Regions from separate parts of the Mus musculus genome. Here region 2 is linked to region 1. Evidence: chromatin loops called from intact Hi-C (ENCODE). Cell type or tissue: gastrocnemius. All regions are shown on one strand.

Evidence for each region. Hi-C counts contacts between places; a loop is a spot of excess contacts. Peaks named below come from ENCODE experiments on the same cell type or tissue, not always from the same donor. Only the 100,000 strongest peaks of a DNase experiment are listed, where the experiment ranks them.
Region 2: a loop joins it to region 1, with 4 times the contacts of the local background. A loop is called at or near these places in 10 of 42 quality-filtered maps.

Annotation. Positions count from the first base shown.
Region 1 is chr2:31,666,483-31,674,482 of GRCm38, reverse strand. It overlaps Exosc2 (exosome component 2), which reads right to left and starts at 3,768. Exons shown (of 9, transcript NM_144886.3): 1 at 3,622-3,768; 2 at 1,910-2,011. The coding sequence starts at 3,743. In gastrocnemius, a CTCF peak has its summit at 6,938 (motif pointing right); DNase peaks (open chromatin) are centred at 3,780 and 6,938; H3K4me3 peaks cover 1,186 bases; H3K27ac peaks cover 753 bases.
Region 2 is chr2:31,478,980-31,486,979 of GRCm38, reverse strand. Ass1 (argininosuccinate synthetase 1) reads right to left here. Exons shown (of 16, transcript NM_007494.3): 4 at 7,977-8,000; 5 at 5,817-6,005; 6 at 435-491. Among named protein-coding and RNA genes, the nearest start is that of Ass1, 13 kb to the right of the region's middle. In gastrocnemius, CTCF peaks have their summits at 2,602 (motif pointing left) and 3,871 (motif pointing left); DNase peaks (open chromatin) are centred at 2,588 and 3,862.

The sequences.
Region 1 (8,000 bases):
AGCGGGCTGGCCACACAGTGTCTGAGGCTGAACAAACAGAAGGGAGGCAATAACCATCTTTTTTAGCACATGGGTATAATTACTGTTTAGACCTGGGAACTTCAGACTCTCATTAGCTATCCTTAAAGCATCTGCTCACTGCAAGCTGTTACATGTCCACACTGCCTGCCTGGCTCAGACACTTTGCTGGTCCCTCACCCTGATTCCAAGGGTGAAATGCCCTTTGTTAAGGCCCAGGCATTGGACTGTGTCTCTTTTCTGGTCAGAGCTCCCTCAATTACAGTGAGCTCACTGAGTTCTAATGGTGAGAGGCTGGGCAAGGTGGGGAATTATCCACAATCCCAGCGCCTGGGTGGTAGAGTCACAAAGCCACCTGATATCAATAGCCACACAAATGGCTCTTGAGCACTTGTAAAGATAACAAACACAAGGTGAACACTGCCAGCAGCTGCTTCCCCTTCTCCACAGCAAACTGTTCTCTCCCTTTCAGCCCCAGCTCAGTAAGTGTTCACCCCACCCCACACTTAGGCCAAAACCTTGATTCCTGTCACGCTCTAGGATGAGCCCAACACAAATCCTGCTGAGGGCACCTTAAAATGCAGGAGGGAAACAAAGACATCCAGACTGGAAACTAGGGAACTCTATTCATTCTGTTAACTACCCTTAAATACATCAGTTACTGCAACACCCTTACAAGGACGGAAAATAAAGTATACAGAGGAGCTAGCCACTGCTGAGGGCTGCGCCCGTTATCACTTGGTCATTTTGCAGCATACAGTTCCCTAGTCCAGCTAAACATGCCCTGCCCCCCTTCACTGTCTCCATGACAACTACAGCAAATGATTAAGATATATGTCAGATCACAGCTTTCATCTTGATCCTTTCCAAGGGCTTCCCAATCGACACACTATGACTCCCAAATCGTCATCATTGCCAGGCAGGGTGACCAGAGCGCAGCCCCGGCTCACCCGACTACTCAGTCCCAAGCTCATTCATTGGCTTCCCTTCTGGGCTGCTTCTAGGTACTCAGCCCTGTGTTTAAGTACTTTACATGTAACACGTCACTGAATTCTAACAGCAATCCTGAAGTGGTTGTCTTCTTTATGATGCAGAAAAGGAAAGTAACTCCAGGCTTGGGAGGATCAAGTGACGTGAGAGAACCTGTGACGTGAGGGAACTGTGAGGCTCACCCTCCACGCAATGCCCTAGCTTACTTTCTGCTGTGATAAATACTACAACCAAAAGCAGCCTGAGAGGGAAGGCTTTCTTTGGCCTATAGATCACACTCCATCATCAAGGAGCGCCGCCCAGCAACCTGGAGGCCAGGACTGAAGCAGAGTCTATGGAGGAAGCCTGCTTGCTGGCTTGCTTCCCAGGCTGGCTCTCACACTGTCTGTCTGTCAGTCTGTCTGTCTGTCTCTCTCTCTCTCTCTCTCTCTCTCTCTCTCTCTCTCTCTCTCACACACACACACACACACACACACACACACACACACACACACACACAGCTGTCCTGGAACTCACAGAGCCTGCCTCTGCTCCCAGGGCTAGGATTAAAAGCATGGCCACAATGCCCTTTCTTACCCAGCCCAGGCCCAGCTGCCCAGGCAGGGATGGCACCGCCCACAGTGGGCTGAGTCCTCCTACATCAAGTACCAATTAAGAAAATGCTTCCACAGATATGCCCACAGGCAATCCAATGGAGGCAACTCTTCAGTTTAGGTTCCTGCTCACGAGGTAACTCCAGCTTTGTGTCAAGTTGGCTGCTGGTGCTGACTGTGATAAACAGGAACATTCAACATAGCAGGCTTGTGACAGGCACGACTAATCTCTCTGACATGGGAAGACGGAAAAGGCCTGTGTAGAACTCAGATGCTCTGAGAAAGAGATACACACCTTCTGTCCTCACCTGGTTTTCAAGGCTTTGACACAGATCAGTTTGTTCACTCTCTCCACAGAGCCGGCCACAGACGCAATGAGCTTCTCTTCCCCCATGTATGTCCCATGGCCCCTGCGCAAGGACAAGGCCACAAAGAAAGGATACCAGGATACATTGGAGGTGATCTAGAACATAGTTCTTGAACCTAACGGGCTCCCCCAGCCCTGAGCCTCACACTCTCCGCAGACAGTCACATGGACGTCTCCATCTTAAAGTAATGTGCTCAAATGTCACTGCCTAACATCCTACCTCCACATCCCAGGCAGCACAGGGATCCCCAACTGCTCCTGGTCCACCCCATTCCCAACTACACACCTGTTCTCCCCCTTCCGCTGCATTTACGATTTTCTTGTGGCATTTACTGTTTCTGTTCCTTGCTATATCTTAACCTCCACCAGGACACGGGTGTTCACTTTGGTACCCCAACCACACCGGCTATGTTGAACACATGCTGCAACTATGAAGGAATGAATCCTAAGATATCTGCCATCTAATACCTTAAACTTAAAGCTTAGAGGCAACACTATAAACACTATAATCTCATTTGTACCAAAAAAAAAGAAGAAAGAAAAAGAAAGAAAGAGGAAGAAAGAACAAACTAGGTGCAACGGACAAACGGCCACACCTTTGAGTTAAGAATTTGGGAGGCGGGCTGGTGAGATGGCTCAGCAGGTAAGAGCACCCGACTGCTCTTCCAAAGGTCCTGAGTTCAAATCCCAGCAACCACATGGTGGCTCACAACCATCCGTAATGAGATCTGACTCCCTCTTCTGGTATGTCTGAAGACAGCTACAGTGTACTTACATATAATAAATAAATAAATCTTAAAAAAAAAAAAAAAGAATTTGGGAGGCAGAAGCAGGTGGATCTCTTGAGTTCAAAATCAGAGCGGTCTACATAGTAAGTTCCAGGACAGTCAGTGCTACATAGTGAGATTGGAGGGTTGGGGGTGAGGGGGGGGGACGACGGGGGGGGGGGGACGGACAGACATCGGGAAGACTGGCTACCTAATGCAGATTTATCTTTGGTGGTAATACAATGGTGGATTTTGCTCTCCTGCCCCACTTTTCAGTTAATACTCACTAACCTACCAATTCCTGTTGTCACCACTGTCTTCCAGGTGAGGATACCGGCCTTAGCAAGGTGCTAAACTAAGGATAACAATGTCAGATGTCCGACTCCATAGACAGCCCTAACTGCCACATGTTGTGACTTTCCGTGCTAAATTTGTATTGTTGGGTACAATATGTTGCCTCAACCCCCGCTCCACCAAAATTACTGCTTCCAAGTCAGGCTTGTCGCTGAGGTAACACTGAAAGAGATGACCAACCCCACTGTCCATTCAGAGGGTTGTAAGAAGGGCCCTGCAACCAGCCCTCCCCAGTTCTCCCTCCCTAGGAAGGCTCAAGAATCTTGAGTTTCAGGATAAGGGTCCAAAAGTTCCGAACGCCATAGATCAAAAGAGGGAATCAGGAACTGACAAAGGTGCAGCCAAGATGCCGGGAGTCAGAAGCGTGAGGCTCGCAAAGGAGGGAACTAGTATGGATGCTCCGATGTGTCCCGGGTAACTCGGGGACTTAGATACAACGGGACAGGAGGCCTGGGTTCCGGGACAGCGGGCCACGTGCAGAGAGCTCTGCAGCCGCCTCCTGAGGCCTTGGGACCCCCAAATCCTCACGTACCGCATGAAGCCTGTGTCCGTGGTGATCGTGTCCCCCGGCACCACCAAGTGTTTCTTAGAGTCGCGGCCCAAGCTCTCACTGAGAGGTTTGCGAGCTTTAGGGAGCCTCATCTCCAACGCCATCTTGGCGCCAATGACTTGCGCAGGCGCAGCTCTACACCGCTCCTCAACTCCCGCCTTCCTTCAGAGAAGCGACCAATGGGAATGGATAGTGTGGCAGCCATGTTGAGTATTGGCAATATTAAGTTAACTCGTGGAAGTGAGGGCACCAAGCTGCCATGTTTACTATTGGCAAGAAAGCACCTGCGGAATGATGAATTCTCATGTCGTAAGGGAATATGACATTAGTTTGGTTTGGTGTTTGGATGTCAGTTTTGTGTTTGTTTTAGAGGAACGACCCCGTGTAGGGCTAGCCTCAAACTCTGTATAGTTGAGGATAACCTTGCTGAGGTCCAGATGTTCATGCCTCCACCTCCCAAATGCTGCGATTACGTGAGTTTGTGTAGGTTGTGGGTTTGGTGGTGGTGGTAGTGGTAGTGGTAGTGGTAGTGGTAGTGGTAGTGGTAGTGGTAGTGGTAGTGGTAGTGGTAGTGGTAGTGGTAGTGGTAGTGGTAGTGGTAGTGGTGTTTGATGCCCAAGAGGACAAAAGAGGATGTTGGAGTCCCTGTAACTGGAATTATAGAAGTTTGTGAGCCATTATGTGGGTGCTGGGAAACGAAACCAAGTCCTCTGGAAATGTGGCCAGTACTCTCAACCTCTGAACCACCTCTCCATTCCAGGTGTAGGATTTTTTAAAGACAGTGCCTCATGTCATCCAGGTTGGTCTCAAACTAGCTGTGTAACCCAGGGTATCCTTGAACTCCTCCTCCTCCACCTCCCAGGAGCTGGGATTACAGGTGTAAGCTGCCATACCAAACTGTATGAGTTTTTACCCAAACTGTTCCATTTCATCATTTTATTTATTGTTGGCAAGTCTAGAGATTGAGAAATGAACCTTGGCATCCAACTCAAAACCACTATAATCTAATATTTTGTAGACTATAGATTTAGGACCGGGATTTACAGGAAACACCATCTGAGGAGAAGCTAGAACCCTCTGAATACTGCTCCTCGTGGGCCTTGTCTTCTAGCCCCTTAGGTGCTGTCCTCACCTACTGCCCTATGGCTCTAATGTGCTTTAGTAAGGACCTCTTCTGAGTGATGACATGTGTCTGCTGAAAGATGACTGTTGTAAACAGTCATGTGACAAGCAAGTCTGTAGGGAGGCATAAATGTAACTTTTATTTTCCTGTTGTAATTGTTGACTGGGAGGTTTACTGTCTTTGTTTGCTAACCTAGGTCTAGTTCTGGAAGCTTCTAGACTCTGTACAGTCTTATCTAGGCCTAAAATGTTTTCAGCCTCTGAATTGCTGCTGAATAAGCTCCCCCTTTCTAGTTCTTTCTGAGCTCTGGCTGGCTGATTCAACTCAGTTGTTCTGTCTCAAACTCTTTTCCCAGCTCACTTATTAGATTTGTCTTTTCTCTCAGCCTCTAAATTCCTGCTTGGCCTCAAACTAACTCTAGCAATCTTATCTAACCGTCTGGCTCATTCTGTCTTTACGTGTGTCTCACTTGTTCTTTCTTAAATATGTCTCTATAAAACTCTTGAAGTAATGCCAGACAGTAGTGGCACACACCTTTAATCCCAGCACTTTGGAGGCAGAGGCAGGAGAATTTCTGAGTTCGAGGCCAGGCTGGTCTACAGAGTGAGTTCCAGGAGAGCCAGGCTACAGAGAAACCCTGTCTTGAAAAACTAAAGTGTGGGGGGGAACTCTCGAAGTAAAACTGCCTCCTTCCTCTCTGTGTGCTTCTCTCCCTCTCCCTCTCCCTCTCCCTCTCCCTCTCCCTCTCCCTCTCCCTCTCCCTCTCCCTCTCCTTCTCCCTCTCCCCTCTCCCCCTTCCCTCCCCCTTCCCTCCCCCTCCCTCTCCCTCCCCTCCCCTCCCCTCCCCTTCTTTCCCCCTCCCCTCCCTCTTTTTCAAGACAGGGTTTCTCTGTGTAGCTCTGGCTGTCCTGGAACTCACTCCTATGTAGACCAGGCTGGCCTCAAACTCAGAAATCCCCCTGCCTCTGCCTCCCAAGTGCTGGGATTAAAGGCATAAGGCACTTAAAGGCATAAGCACTGCCCGGAGTGCTCTTAAATAGCCTTTCCTCATGAGAGTGGGGCATATCCTACTCTGTCAAATCTTTCTCTGATTTGTCACTTTTTCTGCCACTCAATTAGACATCACTTTTTTTTTTCAAAATTTATTTATTACATATTTATTTAGTACACTGTAGCTGTCTTCAGACACACCAGAAGAGGGCGTCAGATCTCATTACAGATGGTTGTGAGCCACCATGTGGTTGCTGGAATTTGAACTCTGGACCTTCGGAAGAGCGGTCGGGTGCTCTTACCCACTGAGCCATCTCACCAGCCCTAGACATCACTTTTAAACATGGGTGCTTCCTTCTTACAAACTAATTTGACCTTCATTGTTTGGGACTAAAGGTGTGTACTAAGGGCACATCTGTATTCCAGCCAGAGGGAGTAAAGATGTGTGCTAAGGGCTGACCCACACCACAACTAGAAACAGGTTCAAATTCCTGTGACAAGGCCACATGCACACAGGGTACAAGGACTTTGCTTATACTCGATTACACCTGAGTGGATGCTGTTCAGTAGTGGATGGAAGATATGACAGGCGTCTCCTGTGGCTTCATCTGGGCCTATTTAACAAAGGCATTTATTTCCCCCTTATCCCATCATTCACTCATCCCCATTTCCCCTGGCCCTGCAAGGTTTGAAGCCCACTGAATTTGTTTGTCTTCAGACAAAAATCTCTCTGTGTAGCCCTAGCTAGCCTAAACTTGCTTTGTACACCTTGAACTCAGAGATCTGTCTACATTTACCTCTCAAATGCTGGGACCTCCCAGAAGTGTGTACTGTCATTCCTTGCTGAGGCACATTGAATTTCAACCTCACAGAATCAACAGCACAATTCTCTACTCAAATGAGGGACTCTAAAGGAAACTAAACTGTCAGACAGGCCCCACATATTGTGAGCAGAAAGTAAGGCAAATTGGGTCCTCTCCCTCCTGAAGATGCATCTGGCCAATTGCTTATAATCTCCAAATGGTCAGCATTCTTTACTCTAACCAACCCTCACAACTACACTTATAAAGAAAGCCAACCTTGCCAGGAAATCAATGACATGAAGTCACTGAGCAGCCAGGGACAGTCACTGTCAACCCTCAGGCCTGGAGGAAGCCAGCCAGAGTCCAACTGTTGAGTCAGCTGTGGCCATAAGAGGGCGGTGGTGTCCTTTAAGACGTCCTGCCCAAGCTGTAGGCCTCAGGGAGGGTCTCTAGACCAAAACACTGGTCCAGGTTAATCCTTCAGGGAAAGACATTGACTTTCCCCTGCTCATCCTCGAAGCAGTCACAGCGCAGAGCCTGTGGCAGTGAGATGACACTGTGGATACCTAGTTATAGAGAAGGAAACTGGAACCCAGAAAAGACTAGAATTCACATAGCAGCAGCAGCCAGCCTCATTTCATCTAACACCAATTTTTCCTCAGAATCCTCACCATTAACCAAACATCTTCCAGGTGCTCTCTGGCCCTATCCTGAGTGCTTACTGCTCCCCTGTGCTGAGTGCTCACTGCTCCTGTGCTGAGTAGTGCTTACTGCTCTTGTGCTGAGTGCTCACTGCTCCTGTGCTGAGTGGTGCTTACTGCTCTTTTTTTTTTTTTTTAAGATTTACTTATTATTATTCATTAGTACACTGTAGCTGTCTTCAGACACACCAGAAGAGGGCATCAGATCTCATTACGGATGGTTGTGAGCCACCATGTGGTTTCTGGGATTTGAACTCAGGACCTTCGGAAGAGCAGTCAGTGCTCTTAACCGATTGAGCCATCTCGCCAGCCCCTACTGCTCTTGTGCTGAGTGCTCACTGCTCCTGTGCTGAGTGGTGCTTACTGGTCTTGTGCTGAGTGCTCACTGCTCCTGTGCTGAGTGCTCTCTGGTTCTGTGCTGAGTTTTCCACAAGCACGTTACTTACTTGTAACAGCCCATCTAGGAAGAGGTCAGACTGTTTCCAATTACTGCCTGAGGCCACTTGGTCCCCCAAACAAACCTAGAACTGTGACTAGAACTCAGATTTTTACCCAGCTGCTCTCTCTGCTCCACACTTATTCTTTCAGCAGCAAGCAGTGGAAGAGGCACCTAGAAACAGCTGCACATCTGGGATTGGGGCTTATTAAGCATATGGACTTAAGCTGAAGCTTTGCTTCTTCTTCTTCTTCTTCTTCTTCTTCTTCTTCTTCTTCTTCTTCTTCTTCTTCTTCTTCTTCTTCTTT
Region 2 (8,000 bases), 190 kb after region 1:
CCTAGGCCAGTCAAGCTGGAGGGTGACCAGAGACGACAGGCTGGTCCATACTCACTTGTACACCGCAGGGGACATGCCAAAGGCAGGGACAGTCAATTACTGAGACATGGAGGAGGTCATCCACAAACATCCAGAAAGGGGTCAGAATGCAACAGCAAGAGACTGAGTCTCAGAGCTGTTCTGGCCTGCACCCAGGGAATACCAAAGATACCAATGGCTCCCAGGCGCCCAGACTGCCCCTCCAGGAAGAGAGGATGTCTAGGAAGACTGTGACCTTCAGAGAAACTGCCACCACCAGTCTACTGGTGTTCTTTAGGAGCCATGGGCACCATAGAGTGACACAGAGAAGAGTCAACAGCATAAGGACCCTGCCCTTGTCACTGGACGTCCACGTCCTTCTCGCACCGTCCACCGGGTAAGGAGTAACATCTTACCTTAATCTGGGGTGCCAGTGAATAGCAGGTGAGCTCAAAGCGGACCTGGTCATTCCCCTGGAATGGAAGATAAGGGTATATTAGAGTTACAGGATGGATGGATCACAAAAGAATAGAGGACAAATGGCAGCGGCTTTCCTCTCTCTCTGACATTTGTTATTTATCTTCTTTTAAGGACAGAGACCAAAGAAGCAGATACTGCTCCCTGGGAGGGGCAAGGGCTGGCACCCAGGGCATCCCAGATCAGAGCTTCCCCGAGGGGCACTCAGCACACCTCGGTGCTCAGGAAGCATGTATGTGGTGGAAGGAAGGCCGGCACACTAGATGGCACCGAGGCTGCCGGCAAAGCACAGGCACGTAAAAAGGCATGTCTGTGAGGGTGTGCACTATCGGGGGCACCGTGTGTACATGTATGCACAGTCCAGGCGGTGCATGTAGGAGTGTGCTCCTCTGGGGTTGGTGACCTGAATTCAGGAGACTCCAAGTAGGAAAACATGGGCCCCTCAGCTGCCCCAGCCACGTGCTTTGATCTTCTACACCCACAGAGTGGTGATTCCAGTTGTTCCCTGGGCCCCCGTTTCCCCAATTTTATAGTGCCTGTCTGGGGGCAGGGGCAGAACTAAGTCACCTAGAAGGGCCTTCTGCTTTCGGCCTCTCTCTACACAAACAGGAGACTGAGGCTCAGAAAGCCACAGTGTTACAAGGCAAACAGATGGGTGTCCCCTTGGGGCAGGGCTAGACCCCCAACCATGGGCCTCAGCACCCTTAGACACATCTCTTAGTCTGTATATGGCCATCCTGAGCACTCCCATAAGACAAGAGGAGAAGGGGCAGGGTGGGCACAGGCTGCCAGGGATGCCGTCTCCTCCGGGTTGCCCGTTCTGCCACTCACAGAGAGGGAGGCTCAGGCACTGTGAAATAATAGAGGCCCCTTTCGCCTACTGTGAAAACTGCATGGACGCAGCCAGGCAGCGGTGGGAATAACATGTTATTTTCCAGAGTCTTGTCAGGTGGTGTGGAAAGCCTGGTACCAGCCCCTCCCCAACGGAGCCAGGAGCTGTGGAGAGCTGCTGTCTGTAAGCCTCTCGGACACAGGGCACCACAGCCAACCCCTCTAGTCAGTCCCCACACTGGCTACCTCCTATTACTATCATAAGGGCAGTCACAGGGGCCAGGGGACTAGAGATGAGGAGCCCAGGGTCACACAGGCATCACATCCATCCTGAGCAGGCAGTGAGCTCATCTCCATGGGTAGGGCTGCCCACAGGGTGGGGCTGCGCTGTTCCCATCAAGGTGGGACACTGAGGCAGAGGTGTGGAGAGCAGCGTTTTCTCTGGGATCCACACACCAGAACATTCTAGCGCAAAGCTGACTCTTAGATTTTTGCTGTACATGGCCAAGTGCTACCTGGCCTGCCCACTCTTTCCCCACGGCTTCAAGTTTCGCCAACACAAAAGGCAGCCTGTGCCTCCCGAGCCAGGCCCGACTGGACTGGTGTCTGCTGACCCAGACACAGCAGGGGGATGGACACCCATCTGTTTAGAGAGAACCTGGAAAAGCTGGACAAACAGGCTTTCTTGATTCAAAGTCTGTCCCAGGCAAGAGCCTAGGGCCTCCGAGTTCCCTTTATCAACCCTGCAAGGGACTCCCGAGCCAGGGCAGCTCCTAGTAACATGCCTAGGTAGGGGATGGGGAGACGGACACTGTCAAGTCACACACATGTCCACACACACATGTGTACATTGCGTGTACCATGGTGAGCACCCATGGGAATGGGAGGGTAGGGAAGGGGGGGCACCTTCCATCTGCCCTGGGATAGCCCTGCAGATGGTGCCATTTACAAAAATACCCCTGCACCCCCGGTGTCTTCGGCTCACATTTCCAGTCTTTTCTTTCAAATCTAGAGGGTGGGGAACTCGTGCTCTGTGCATCTCACAGTGGAGCGACCAAGGATATGAAAGATGGCTTTGTAAATGATGCTCCCTGGTTTGGGCCGCTGGGAGGAGAGAGTGCCACCTTGTCCCTGGGCTGTTGCACAGGCTGTGCCTGCAGCCTGGGCTACACTGCCTTACAGTGTCATTGGCTAACTCTTGCCCTTCTTCCAGAATGTTTGACACATCCTGCCAGCGCCCCTGCTGGCTCAGTGTCTCTCAGTCCCACAGCGCCACCATCTGGCTGCACCATGGCCTGGCATACAAGAGTCATGGTGGACATGTAAAATCTCAGTGTTGGGGCTGGAGAGATGGATCAGCTATTAAGAGCACTTGCTGCTCTTGCAGAGGACACGAGTTCTTCTGCACCTACATGGTGGCTCACAACTATCCGTAACCCAGTTCCAAGGGATCCAATGCTTTCTTCTGACCTCTGTGGGTTAATTCACACATGTAGCACACACATCACCTAGGCACACACACAAACACACAAGATAGATAGATAGATAGATAGATAGATAGATAGATAGATAGATAATATTGTAAAGACTCCAAATAAGGAGAAGCTAAGGCAGAATGATGGCAAGTTCAAGACCAGCCTGGGGCACACAGTGAGACCACTGAAAACAAGGAGCCTGGCTAAGCCTTTAAATTCCAGCCTTCAGAAGACAGGCAGGGGCATCTGAGCTTTAGGCCAGGCTGGTCTACATAGCAAGTTCCGGGCTATAAGAACCACCCCAGGCCTTGGCTCCCAGACCATCCAGGTCAAGATAACTACAGGCATATCACCAACCTTCCGCAAAGGCCAGAGACTCAATCTTGAGGTTACCCAAGGCCCTCTCTGCTCTGACGTCCCAGTAGCCTGCGTACACCTTGGCTGTGGAGTCCCCCCTTCCTCAGCGGGACTTTGCCAATCTCTTGCTGGGACCTGCCTTCAGCATTTCCTCATCCCCCAGCCTGGCTCTGCCTCTCCGTCACCATCTCCACCATTCTCTTGGGACAACTGCTTCTCACATGTGCAGTCACCAGTGTGTGCTCCAGGCAGTCAGACACTGCATCTAAGTGCTGATCCCCAGCCTGGGCCCAGGACCTCTCCAGGTCTCCTCTCATTCCCCATTACTTAGATAGACACTGTCTCCTGGGACCGTGGGCTCAGGAAAGAGGTGGAGTGTGTGTCACTTGGAGCCATGTACATGTGGAGACAGGCATAGGAGTATCCCTAAGGACACACAGACCAGGGACAGCAGAGCCAAAGTGGTGCTGGCTCCTGGCGGTCTCCCTGGTCTTCTTGCTGCTCAGGGGCCCTGAGATATTTCAAGTTGGACGGTCTACCCTATAAAAAGTGGGGTCCTGCCAGACTCAATCAAAGCAGCTGTGGGACCCGTGTGGAAAGATCTAGAGCCCTGTGAGTGAAGCCCTGTAAAACTGCTGCAGTCATCAACATCATCATCTGGTGCCCATGCTTCCTCAAACATAAGCCTCTGGTGCCCTCTAGTGGCCATATATGCATATAGCACAGCGAGTAGCCACTGTACAGCAGCTAGCTGGCTTGTCTGTGGCTGGCTGGGCTCTGCCTCACTCAAGACAGAATCAAAAAGAAGTACAGCTCTTTGTTGTACCCAGCTGATTGCCATGGGATGGACCTTCAGAGTCCTGACTCCGGCTTCGGCCAGCATGCCTCCCAAGGTGGGGAGTTCACCGCTGCCAGTTCGGCTCATTTGGAAAGATGCAGTGCCTCAGAGGTTTATTCTGCCGACGCTTGTTCTTAATGACCTGTGTCCTCACCCATCTCCCAAATGGTCCAGGAGCTGGGTGTCAGTTTCACTTTCGATGGCGACACTGGGGCATGCTAGCAGAGCTGAGTGCACAACTCTGAGCCCCAGGTCTGACCTTCTTCCACCTTTGCCACCATGGCTGTCTTCGGGAAGGTGGTACACACTGGAGCCTCATTTGGTCTCCTAGCATGCAACTAAGCAGACTGGGTACCAGAGGAAACTCCTCCAGGGTGGGAAGATGGCTGACCAGTCTCCCCCATTTTACAGCTACTACTCAGGAGAGCTGCTGGCCAATATGCTTTGGGGGAGAACTGCCCAAGCTGGGCTCAGACTCTGCTGTCTCTCCCATAGCTACTCTGTGTCCTCATGGGCCATTTGTTGCCACAGCCTCTTGCCTGAGAGACACTGATCCCTGGTTCTGCACTAAGTCTACCTGTGTTCATCCCCAGAGTACAGACATCATGAAGACAGGGTAGTCTTTCTCCTGTCCCCTGCTCCAAAGCTCCTGGCCCCCGTCCTTCTGTAGTCTTATCAGGTGCCATTCTATTGGGCTTCCCAAGGGCATGCGATAGACTTAAGGGACTCAATTATGTCTGTGACCAGGAGGCACCCTACCCTTGACGCTCCTGCCACAAGCCAGCTGAACAGAATCTAAGACGATGAAGGTGCCCAAGCTTCCACAAACACCCAGTGCCATCCTGGTCATTGGCTATTTCTGGGACCACCCTCAGGTGAGCTCTTTGACGTCAGCCTTAGCTGCATGTCTCCTGTACCTGCATCATCACCAGCCCCATACAGCAAGGTGGTAAGCCTTGTGGGTTACGGGCGGCAGGATGGTTAGGCATGTCCTGTCTCAGACTGCTATCATGGCACCCACTAAATTTGATGGCCCACTCTTTGGAGTTATCAATGCAATTAGGAGCCCTGCCTATCCCCATGGGGTCCTCTTCAGCCTGTGTTGCACATGTGCTAAGGTGATCCTCAAAGCTAGGTGCCACGGCCAGGTGTGGTGGTATAACCCTTTAGTCCGAGAACTGGGGAGTCAGAGTCAGACAAATCTCTGAGTTTCGGGCTAGCCTGGTCTATAGAGAGATTTCCAGGACAGCCATGGCTATAGAGAGAGACACTGTCTTAAAAAAAAAAAAGAGTCAAGTCCCCAGATCTCTGAATGTGACTTTGTTTGGTCTTCACAGAAGGAGTGGATTTCAGAGAGGGCATTAAGGTGTCTGTTATCTGGGAAGGCAGCTTTCAAGGAAAGGAGATAGGAACAGACATCACAAAGACACCGGAGCACCACTGAGGCCTCTACAAGCAAAGGAACAAGTCCCTGGGGCTGCTGGGAGGGCAGTTTCAAACACAGCCCTCTGGGCCTTTGGAAGGAGCAGGCTATACGGTGTCCTTAGAATCCTGGCTCTCCAACTCTTTTTAGCTCTTTGTATTTTATCCCATGGTGACATATGCTGTGACTTTATCTGGGGCATGTGTAACCTGGTCTACCAAGCAGGTGACAAGGCTTCCACTGGGAGCCCAGCACAGACGATTCAGCATGCAGATGGAAGGGACCACCATTGTTCAGGCAGCCCAGCCTTCATCCTGGCCCACTCTGGGATCCTCAGCAGCCTGCTCTCCCTCCCCTCCTATAGTCACCAGATCTGCCCAGCCATCCATAGCCTTACCTTTCCCGTGGCGCCGTGAGACACATACTTGGCCCCTTCACGCTGGGCAATCTCCACCTGTCTGCGAGCTATGCAAGGCCTGGCGAGAGAGGTGCCCAGGAGATAGCGGTCCTCGTAGAGTGCACTGGACTGGACAGCAGGCCAGATGAACTCTTCCACAAATTCCTTGCTCACATCCTCAATGAACACCTAAAGGGAGAGCAGCTATGAGAAAGAGCCTAGCAAGGAGTGGGGTCCAAAGGGAATACAAGGAGCCCTTAGCCATACCAATAGCCATATAAGCTCAGAACAGGCTATGCCTGCCTTTCCTTCTGCGCTGTAGTATATATCACTAATTCATTCTAGCCAACCGTACTGTTACTCTCCCTTCTGCACTCATGGCAGACATTACTAGTCAATCCCAATAGCCCATCTAGCATCCTTCCCAATAGCCCATCTAGCATCCTTCCCAATAGGACAGAACTCTGGTGTCCCCTAAGATCTCAAACAGAAGCTATCAACTAGAGGTGAAATTCCCTTGAAGGGACTTGGCGGTAACTGCAGATATCATTGTCACAATGGCTAGATTCAGTGAGGAAAGAGCTTGGAGCAGCAAGAACGTAAAGCCAGGGACTCTGCTGAGCATTCTAAATATCCAGACCAAGCTGCTGTGTGTGAATTCTGAGACCCCAGTCAGTCCTGAGGAAGGAAGACCCTTCTAGAGAGACCAGTGAGAGCCAATTGTATTGGGGCTGGAGAGGTGGCTCAGCTGCTAAGAGCGCCAGCTGGTTGTGTAGAGGACCCGGCTCTGATTCCCAGCACCCACGTGGTGGCTCACAACCATCTATAACTGCAGTTCTAGGGGTTTCAACACCACCTTCTGATGTCTTCAGGCACCAGGTACGCACACAGTATACAGACATAATGCACCCATACATATAATAAAATTTGAAGTATATAACACACTGCATCACGCACTGGGGTGCTACTCGCTATTTTAGTTAAGGATGCTTTCATATAGGCAACAGGAAAGTTACGGTGGAGGGGGTGGGCTGGAGAGATGGCTCAGTGGTTAAGAGCACTGTCTGCTGAGGTCCTGAGTTTAATTCCCAGCAACCACATGGTGGCTCACAACCATCTGTAAGGGGGATCCGATACCCTTTTCTGAGTATGCTGGAAGACAGATTACTCGTTTACATAAAAATAAAGAAATAAATATATATTTTAAAAGTAATAATGGGTAAAACCAAATGTTCCAAGCAAGCAGACTCAATACAGACATACGGAGTGCTGGCGAGACCAAAGGAACGAAGGAGTAAGAGGCAGCACACAGAGTCCCTGTGCAGACAGTGGCTCAAGCTCACCCCTGTCCGTGCCCTCAACAGTGTTTTCCCTCAGCCTAGATAGGGATGAGGCAGCCCTCCCCTGAGCCCCTCATGCACAGAGGGAAATTCTCCTTCCAGGTTCTGGCCAGCGCGTGACTTGGGCCTGTGACTCTCGCTCCCCAATGCCCCTTCTGACATGTTTGTGGAGCCTTGCAGTGTCAAGCAACTGCCGGTGACCTGCAGAGGGATCAGTTCTGACCAGGCGGGTGGGCTAGCCTTTTGTACCTCTGGAGTATCTCCTATTCTCTCCCCAAGTGAAAGGGTTCAAGTGTGAAGCTCACTGCAGTAGGAGCAGTCCACAGATGGCACTGAGGGGTCGTGTGAGTGGGACCATCTGTGACTCACCTTCCCTATTGCTTACACCCATCAGGGAGTCCTGATGTCTGTTAAAAGGATGGAAGGACAGACAGTTGAAAGAGGGATGCACAGGTAAGTGGATGATGGGTAGATGTGGGAGAGAATGGAAAAGAGAACAGAAAGACAAAAGAGGGGCAGACAGACCAAAAGATGAATGGGGGTTGAACGGACGGATGATAGACAGAGGCGTGGATGGACCGATGGGTGGATAGATGGGTCGGTAGGTTAGTAGGTAAGTAGATGGATGACTGGGTAGATGGGTAGGTAGGTTAGTAGGTAAGTAGAATGGTGGGCAGGTGAGCAGACAGGCAGACGAATAGATGTCGGGTGGTGCACATCTATCTGAAAGCAGCATATTTGACCCTGCCCTCCTGGAGGGGATGCAGGGCACATGAGCTCTGATGCCCCTCCCGTCACAGACCTTCCTCCATCGTCTTACCTTTTTGGCCCCAAGCTTCAGCGC